3 separate regions of the Homo sapiens genome follow, and regions 1 and 2 are each linked to region 3. A link is a contact called in ENCODE Hi-C or POLR2A ChIA-PET data. All regions are on one chromosome and are shown on one strand. The core of a region is the stretch at or near the end of the contact, and the rest is flanking DNA. Distances in the headings are between cores, read along the strand shown.

Region 1 (2,700 bases), core at 97-2,596, 270 kb after region 3:
CACACAGACAAGGGTTCAAATCCCGACAGAGCTGCGTGGCCTCAGGCAGGAGCCAACCATCTCTGAGCCCTGCTTTCCTTGTCTTAAAGTCAGAAAATCACAATACCCAGCGTTCCTGCAGGAGATGAATCTTTATTGATCCCCTACTGTATGCAGGGCCCTGGCTAAAGGGAAGGATGCAGAGGAGATTCAGGGGGTCAGGTTCAGGACCAGGTGCCTGGCACAGGGTAGCGCCCAGAGTGGAGATTCTGTGGGTAGTTAAGATGCCCATTGTAGAGGTGAGGAAACGGAGACTCAGCAACGGGGCTGATTTGTCTGTGGACACACAGCGAACTGTAAGTCCCCGCCTCCCTCTGCACCCGCGTGCACCAGGGGGCTGCTGGGGGTGCGGGGACGCGGGAGACCTGGCCCGCAGCGCGCGTGGCTCCTGCAGGGGTGCCGCCCCCACCGAACCTCGAGTTCAAGCCTCGGCTCGGGGAGGAGGAGAGGAGGGTCCCCATCCCGGCCCGGGCCTCCGGAGCCTCGAAGGGGTGCGCCCCAAACTCCAGCCCCCGCAATGGGTGCTCGCCCCGCCGGCCCGAGCGGCCACCGCCTGGCCAGCCGCCCAGGCCCCGTGTCCCAGCGCCCGAGCGTACCTGCGGCTTGTCGCGCGGCCGGTCCTCAAGTTGGGCAGCGCCGCCCATGGTCTTCCACCGGTCGTTGACCATCTTCCGGCAGGACTGGCGGGGGCGCCGGGCGAGGCGCGCCGCTGCGGAGCGCAAAGGAGACGGGGTGGGCGCGGGCGCGGGCGCGGGGCGCGCTCTGTCCGCCGGGTCCCCGCCTCTGTGCCCCGCGCCGGGGCGGCCCGGGAGCGGGCGGGCGTGTGAGGATGAGCGCGCCGCTGTGTGCGGGCGGGAGCAGGAGCGGGAGCGCGAAAGCCGCCAGCCCAACGCCCGCCGCTCGCGCTGCGCGCCGTCCCCGCTCCCGGCTCCGGCGCCTCCCCGGCGCGCTCCTCTCTCTCCTCCCTCGTCCCTCCTCCCTCCTTCTCAATCTCCGCATCTTTTCTGGTCTCGGACTCTCTTTGCTTTTTATTGCTCCCCTCGGCCTCCCCCGACACACTCACACACACGCGCGCGCTCACACCCGCGGACTTGGATACTAAACTCCGCCTCCGAAAAGACCTAGGGAAAGGAGGCCGAACTGGCCCCCAGATAACGCGGCCGGCCGGAGGGCAGCAAACAGCCGCGGGCGGCCCGGCTCCTGCTGGCTCCCGGAGGGGCCTGAGAGCCCCCCGGCGGCGCCTCTGCACAAACTTCCTCCCGGACCGGACTCACACAAGTCACCATGCGCGGGGCGGGCCCCGAGGGCGCCCCCGCCGGCCGGTTCGGCGTCTCCGGGGAGTGGCGCGGCGCTCCTTCCGGCTCCCTCCCGGCTCAGGACGCAGGGCTCGCCCCAAGACCCAGGCTGCGCCGGGGGCAGTTTCGGTGGGGTGCGCCCCCTGCGGGCCCCCGAGGTCTGGGTCCAGGTCCCGGGGCAAGTGCGCCCAGCTGTGGGGTCTCCAGCCCCCGGGGACCTCCCTGCGCCGGACCCCGACGCGTGAGCCTGGCCGGTGGGCGTCCCAGTCCGCGTCCGCAGACCCGTGCCCTCGCGCCCGCGGTCGGAAAGCCCACACGACGCCCCCTTGCCCGGGCGGCCCGTGGGCGAAATGGGGGTCCCCACCACTGCCACAGCCGCCGGCGCTGTGGTCGCGAGTACCAGCCGCTCCGCGCTCGGCCGCGCTCCCGGCCGATCGCCCGCGCTCCCCGGCGCGCCCCGCGTGGTCCCAGCCCCCGCCTTCTCCTCCGCCGGGAGGGGATTTGTGCCAGGAGGGGGCTTCTTAGTTGCCCCTTCCCACCAGCAGCACTTTTAAAAGCATTTAATCCGCCCGGAGCGGCCTTCGGAGGTAATTGACAAAGTCCTTAATCTGCGCGGCGAACGAGCTGCTATTGTGGCTTCTGACCGGGAGGCGCCCACACTGCCCGACGCCGCGCTCCCCTCCCGCCGCCCCGCCGAGCCCGCCGGCCGCCCCTCCTCCGCCCCTTTCTGCGTCCCCATCTTTTTCTGCTCCCCCAGCTCCAGACAGACCCCCGTTCCCCGCCCCCGCTTCTCCCCAAAGCTGTTTTCCGGCTCCCGGGGCGCCTTGGCCGCCGCGCTGTTCCCTGGCACCGTCTCCGTCTCTCCCCCACTGGCTGCCAGTCTGTCGCCCCATCTTCGTCCCTCTCCCGATCCCTCTACGCGTCCGGCACTGGCGGGGCAGACTGGTTGGGGGTGGGGGCCGCGTCCAGCCTGGGCTGGGGCACTCCCTGGACCCCGGAGCGGGGGACCCTGTGGCCCGGTGCCATCCGAGGAGACTGCCACCCGCCAGGCGCTGGGTTCACAAACCACCGGCTGTTTGTCCCCAGCCGCCTTTTCCTTCCAGGACAACCGCTGGCCTCACCTACGGCCCGATCCCGGCTTCCCGGACTGAGGCTGCCCGGGAGTTGGAGAGGATCCCACAGCAATGGCTGGGAGTCAGGAGACCCAGGTTCCAATTCTGGCCTCTGGCCCTTTCTGGCCCCTCGGCCTTTCCTATGAATTAAGAGGGTCAGCAGGTGATCTAGAGGGCCCTCAGACTTGGGAAGAAGGATGTGGTGGAGGGCACAGGGCCCTGGCTGTGTGGCTGAGGGCAAGCAACATACCTCT
Region 2 (2,700 bases), core at 149-2,648, 400 kb before region 3:
GTACGGTGTGGTCAGAGCCAGGACAGGGCTCAGAGAAATGTGGGTTGCAGGGCAAGGGTTCAGAAGCAGCCTCAGAGGTGGGGTCTGAGCTGAGACCGAAGAGGAAAGGAAGAGCGTGGCGGAGGGGTGGCTTCCTGGCTGACGACTCTGCAGGGACAGGGGCTCAAGAAAGCGCCCCCCATCACTCACAGACCTAGAGCCCTCAGCCATGTCTCTGGGAGCATGGTGTTCTCGGAGGAGGGATTGAGGGGATTAGCTACCTTCTCGCACATGACTCAAAACCCGGCATTTCCACAAAAGCTGCGGTTTATTTATTCAGACAACATTAGTGCCTCCCCACCATGTGCTTGGATATGGGCTGGGAACTAGGGGCTCATCCAGTGTAGACCAAGGCCTAGCCGTGCCCTCAAGGGGCTTATAGGCCAGCGGGGAGAGAGGCCTGGAAACAGGTCCCGAGAGCACAGCCTGAGATAAGCAGCCGTGCCTGAGCCCATCTGGATCTGCCCGGAGCAGGAGGCTGAACCCAGTCCCAGGCAGCACCTCACGTGGGATGCAGCATCCACACATGCAGCCCATGGGGCTGGGGAGGTGGATGGGCAGGAGGATAGCCCTCATCCTCTGGAGTCACCAGGTGACCGTGTGACAATGTCTTTTAACACAAGGGAGGCAGCAGAGCCCTGGGCCTTTGGAGTCTTTCTAGATCTGGCCTCTGATCTTGTCTTCATTGTTTGATAATTGAGTGACCTGGAGCAAATGCCTTCACCTCTCTGAGCCTCAGTTTGCTCCTCTGTAAAATGGGCTTAGGGTTAGTATTTCATTCTAGGGTTGCAGCCAGTCTTCAAGCAAATAACTGAAAATGCTTAGAACATGGTTAACAACAAGACTTCTTGTTGATTATAATAGCAGTAGTGCTTGCAATAACCGGGAAGCACAGAGCCCACCTGGCAGAAGGAAAACGAATGGCAAAGTTTGTGTGTGTGTTGGGGGGCGGGGGTGGGGGGATTTGTCGCAGCACTGGGTGGAGGGAGCTGCAGAAGCCAGGGTCCGCTTTGGCCAGGCAGGGGTGGGGGGAGTTGGGGCTGGAGGGAGACTGGGGCCGTTGCGCCTCCCCCTCCCTCTCTCCCGCCCCCGGCGCGCCATCGGCGGGAGGCGCAGGTGTCCACTGCATCCTGCGCGTCCCCATCCCTCGCTGCCCTGGCCGGGGCCCCAGCTCCTTTCTGCCTTCCGCCCCGCGTCCTCCCCTAACCTCGGATCTGGACGGGCGAACAGTGGGGCTGGGAAAGTTTGAGTCACGATTGGGGGAGGGGAGGAGGCGGGCCGTGACCCTGAACGGGGTGGGCTCTAGGACCCGCCTCGGGCGCCCAGCAGGCGGACCCGCCGCGCGCCCCTATCCCTCGCGCACTGGCCGCGGCCCGACGGAGCAAGGCACTGCCTGCAGCCGCCGTGTGCACCGGGGCGGCCGGCTAGCTCCGACCTGCGCCTCCACCGCAGCACCCGCAGCCAGAGCCGCGCTCGGCATGATGCCCGGGGCGCCGCTCCTGCGGCTGCTGACCGCGGTCTCTGCGGCAGTGGCAGTGGCAGTGGCCGGGGCGCCCGGGACGGTAATGCCCCCCACCACGGGGGACGCCACCCTGGCCTTCGTCTTCGACGTCACCGGCTCCATGTGGGACGAACTGATGCAGGTGATCGATGGCGCCTCGCGCATTCTGGAACGCAGTCTGAGCCGCCGCAGCCAGGCCATCGCCAACTACGCGCTGGTGCCCTTCCACGACCCAGGTAGCGCCCCCGCACCCCCGCCCGCCGGGCGCCCCCTTCGAGGTGCTCTCACCTGCCTGACCCCCTCAGTTGGCCCCGAACGCACCTGGACGTCGTGGGCTGCGCCGCGGCTTGGCGGGCGCGCCTTCTCGGCATATCCGCGCTGCGGGTACCCTGGCCACCTGGGCAGTCCTTGCAGCTGTCCCTTCCCTCCCACCCCCCTGGAACATTCCCTCGCTCAAGGAACCTGCTCTCCCTGCTCTCCCGCGCCGTTGTGAGACTTCAGCAAGTGACCTCACCTTCCCGCGCCTTACCGGCCCCACCTATGAAATGGTGAGGATGGCCTCCCAGACTTGCTGAGATGTTGAAATGAGGCATTCCTCTCGAGGACTTGGGACGCTACGAGCCTTTGCAGGGCTTTTCCTTTGGCCAATTCTTAGAATTCGCTCCCAGCGGAGGCTTGGAGACCGGAATGGCTCCCAGAGGCAGGCCTTGAGACGAAATGGGGTCCACCACGGACCCTGCAGTGGGGAGCGGACTCACCCTTGCTGGTCTTGTCCCCTCGCCTGTCTTCCCTGGGGAAAGGGCAGCGCCTCTCGTGTGCTGGCCCCGTGGCCTCCACCTGCTGTGTTCTCACAGCTGAGTTCCGCCCTAACTCCTTCTTCCCTGCACGCTGCACCTCTGCTTCCCCTTTAACCCCCTGCCTTGCAGCTCAGTGTTAGGGGCGCCCTTGAAAGGGTCCCTGGGCGCTCCACTGTAGAGAGTCCCAGGGACAGCGGTTGCTGAGTGAGCTGCAGGTTCCCAGCGGCGAGGAGCAGGACTGCTTTCCACACTTCTTTTTTTTTTTGAGACAAGGTCTGGCTCTGTCACCCAGGCTGGAGTGCAGTGGCGTGATCACAGCTCGCTGCAGCCTCGAACTCCTGGGCTCAGGTGACCCTCCTGCTT
Region 3 (2,700 bases), core at 89-2,588:
TTCCCGAGGTTGCAGCTCAGCAAGGAGCCGGAAAGCCGGGCCGCAAGCCGAACCCGCACTGAGGCCTCTCGCGGAGCTGCCTGCAGTTTCTGAGGGACTTCGCTCTCAGGCACGCCTGCTCCCACCTAGGAAGGGTCTCGGGACCCCTTTCAATCCCCCTATATCCCGTAGGAAATTCTTTTCCCAGAGACAGGCTGCCAGGGCGATTCCTGTCCGCCCATCTCGACCCCCGACCTGGCCCCGCAAGGGCCGGGAGCCTGGCCTTCCATGAAGCTGTCTCAGGCCGGGACCAGCCCCAGCCCCGACGGCCGCTGCGGCCCCGCCTCGGCAGCCCCGTGAGCCCGCGGAGGAGTTTCGCACCCGACCGTGCACAGCGACCGAGTTGGCGCGGCCCGTATGAAGCGAAGCGCCGGCTTCAGCAGCGCAGTCTGAGCAGGGGATCCGCGTGGCAACTAGGGCTGCGCGCGAGCTCGGGGCGACTGTGGCGGCCCGGGGAGTGCAGGGCCGGAGAGGGAAGAGGACGCGGGCTCTGGCCGGGGAGGGAGAGCGGTGCAGGGCTGGGCCGGCCAGCCGGGGCAGCAAAGTAAAGGTGAACGCCGGGCTGGGCCAGGCCGGTGAACATAGATCAGGCCTGAGGGGAGCGCGGGGCCCGAAGCCAGGCGTCCCCTCTTGTCTAGCCTGGTCCCTGGAGTCCTAGAGAGCCTCGCCGCACCCCCTCCCCTTCTCCGTCCCCTCCTCTCCTCAGAGCCGGCTGAGCCTCCCTCCCTGCCCTGCGCTTCCCACGGGGAGAGAAGGAAAAACAGGAGGGGGGAGGAAGGACCAGGAAGGGGAGAGAGGAGTGGAGGGGTACTGTTTGGAGCGGTCCGCGCGCCCCCGCCCCTCGCGCTCTCGCGACGAAGGCTCCTCGAGCCCAGCCGGGTACAACAAGTCTGTCCTCCGACGTCAGGGGGTCATTAATAACCAATTAGGAGGGTCACTGCGGCTCCTATAAAGGCGCTGAGATTTTGCCAAGGGGAAGACGGCCCCGGCCGAGTGTGCGAGAGGCTAGCGCGCGCCTGAGCCCCTTGCTGCCGCTTCCCTGCAACCACCCGCCTCTCACCCACCCTGCACCCCCCGCACCCGCCTCCGCCTCCACCCGCGTCTCTCCACCCTCCGCGCCGCCTTTGCCATCTCTACAGATTTCACCATCTCTCTTCCCCTCTCCCCCTCGTTCGCTTTCCTCCCAGTCGCCCCCTCACCTCCCGCTCCCTCCTGCGTCCTCCTCCTCTCCGTCCTCCCCCTGCTCTGGTTCCTTCTCCATCGCAGCGCTCTCCTCTCGCCCCTTGGGCTCCCCTCTCGCCCGCCCACCTCCCCCGTCGGCCCGGCCGTCCCCCGGCGCCGGGGAGCTCCGGGCCGCCCATGATGGGCTCCGTGCTCCCGGCTGAGGCCCTGGTGCTCAAGACCGGGCTGAAGGCGCCGGGACTGGCGCTGGCCGAGGTTATCACCTCCGACATCCTGCACAGCTTCCTGTACGGCCGCTGGCGCAACGTGCTCGGGGAGCAGCTCTTCGAGGACAAGAGCCACCACGCCAGCCCCAAGACAGCCTTCACCGCCGAGGTGCTGGCGCAGTCCTTCTCCGGCGGTGAGTCCAGCCGTCGGAGCCCGGCGCAATCCCTCCTCCCGGCGACCCCCATTCCCGTCCTGGCGATGCGCGAGACGCGGCTGGGATACCCGGCCTCGCTGCTACTCGCGCCAACCTGGGCTCTCCCGGCGCTCGGTGCACCTCAGTTTCCCCATGGGCCAAACCAGGACGCGAGCCACCAAGCAGCTCCGCAGCCCACCCGGCTCAAGGACCGACCCCGGCGACCCCGTCGCTCGGCCCCGACGCCCCCGCCGGCCCCTCCCTTCCCCTCCTGCGCTTGAGCTGGCGGGTTCCCGGCATTTACAGCCTTACTAGGCGTGTAATAGCAGTTGACTCAAAAAGAAGGGGTTTTAAATTCATTTAGTTAACTTGGGCTTGACCCACGAAAGTTCCCACTTAAACCAAGAACTTTAAAAGGCAGCCGGGGCTGGGGAGGGGGTGGAGGGAGGGCGGGCGGGGAGAAAAAGCCGCGGGGAGAGCGAGGGAGAGAAAGAGAGAGCGAGAAAAGTTTCTTTTCTTTAAGATGTCTCAAGTTCTTATTCCTCATTCATCAACCCGCAAACAATATCTTTCCCTGGCTCTGGCATCTCTGCGCGTCGCCCTCTTTTCCCCCTTTACGATTTCTGTTCCTCTCTTAATTTACCGTGAAGACTAATTCCACTTCCATTCACGCTATGTCAACCATCTAATCCCCCTTTTTTGTAAGGGGAATTCCTCGGCCCCTTTTAAACAAGTCCCCTCCGCATTGAGCTACAATTTACTGCTACAGCATTCTTCCAGGGCTAATGAATTTAGAATTAGCAATTTCTTTCGAATGGAGCCGAATGAATGCGATCACTTTAACAGCGTGACAAATTGCCCGCCGCGCCGCAATGGACACCGTTTAACCCCCCCCTTTCAGCCGGCCCGCTCGCCGGGTATTTTCCCAGGTAGCTTAGAGGGGAACCTTGTAAGACATGGAGGCCGCCCTTGTGCGCCTCGCCGCTTCCAGCCCTGCCGCAGATGCCCGACAGGGGAACCCTCGGGGAGCTGGGGGCCGCCGCGGCTCCTCCCCGCCCAGAGAGATGACATCGGGGTTT

What was found. Hi-C counts contacts between places; a loop is a spot of excess contacts on that map. ChIA-PET counts read pairs that join two places held with the same protein, here RNA polymerase II (POLR2A). Pooled maps may share reads with other maps.
Region 1: a loop to region 3 is called in a pooled map, with 7 times the contacts of the local background. The contact joins the promoter of FIBCD1 here to the promoter of PRDM12 in region 3. A Hi-C loop is called at or near these places in 1 of 37 single-sample maps with no recorded cell type and 5 of 50 pooled maps.
Region 2: a loop to region 3 is called in a map with no recorded cell type, with 5 times the contacts of the local background. The contact joins the promoter of HMCN2 here to the promoter of PRDM12 in region 3. A Hi-C loop is called at or near these places in 1 of 37 single-sample maps with no recorded cell type. POLR2A ChIA-PET finds 5 or more read pairs at or near these places in 1 of 52 experiments (AG04450).

Annotation. Positions count from the first base shown.
Region 1 is chr9:130,937,901-130,940,600 of GRCh38, forward strand. It overlaps FIBCD1 (fibrinogen C domain containing 1), which reads right to left and starts at 1,347. Exons shown (of 7, transcript NM_032843.5): 1 at 636-1,347. The coding sequence starts at 707. FIBCD1-AS1 (FIBCD1 antisense RNA 1) reads left to right here and starts at 2,446. Exons shown (of 3, transcript XR_930398.3): 1 at 2,446-2,542. RefSeq lists an enhancer at 1,049-1,979 and a silencer at 1,224-1,433.
Region 2 is chr9:130,264,362-130,267,061 of GRCh38, forward strand. HMCN2 (hemicentin 2) reads left to right here and starts at 1,399. Exons shown (of 98, transcript NM_001291815.2): 1 at 1,399-1,776. The coding sequence starts at 1,518. It overlaps LOC124902285 (a long non-coding RNA gene), which reads right to left and starts at 2,528. Exons shown (of 2, transcript XR_007061817.1): 1 at 2,055-2,528.
Region 3 is chr9:130,663,256-130,665,955 of GRCh38, forward strand. It overlaps PRDM12 (PR/SET domain 12), which reads left to right and starts at 1,339. Exons shown (of 5, transcript NM_021619.3): 1 at 1,339-1,621. The coding sequence starts at 1,399. RefSeq lists enhancers at 1-622, 1,913-2,586.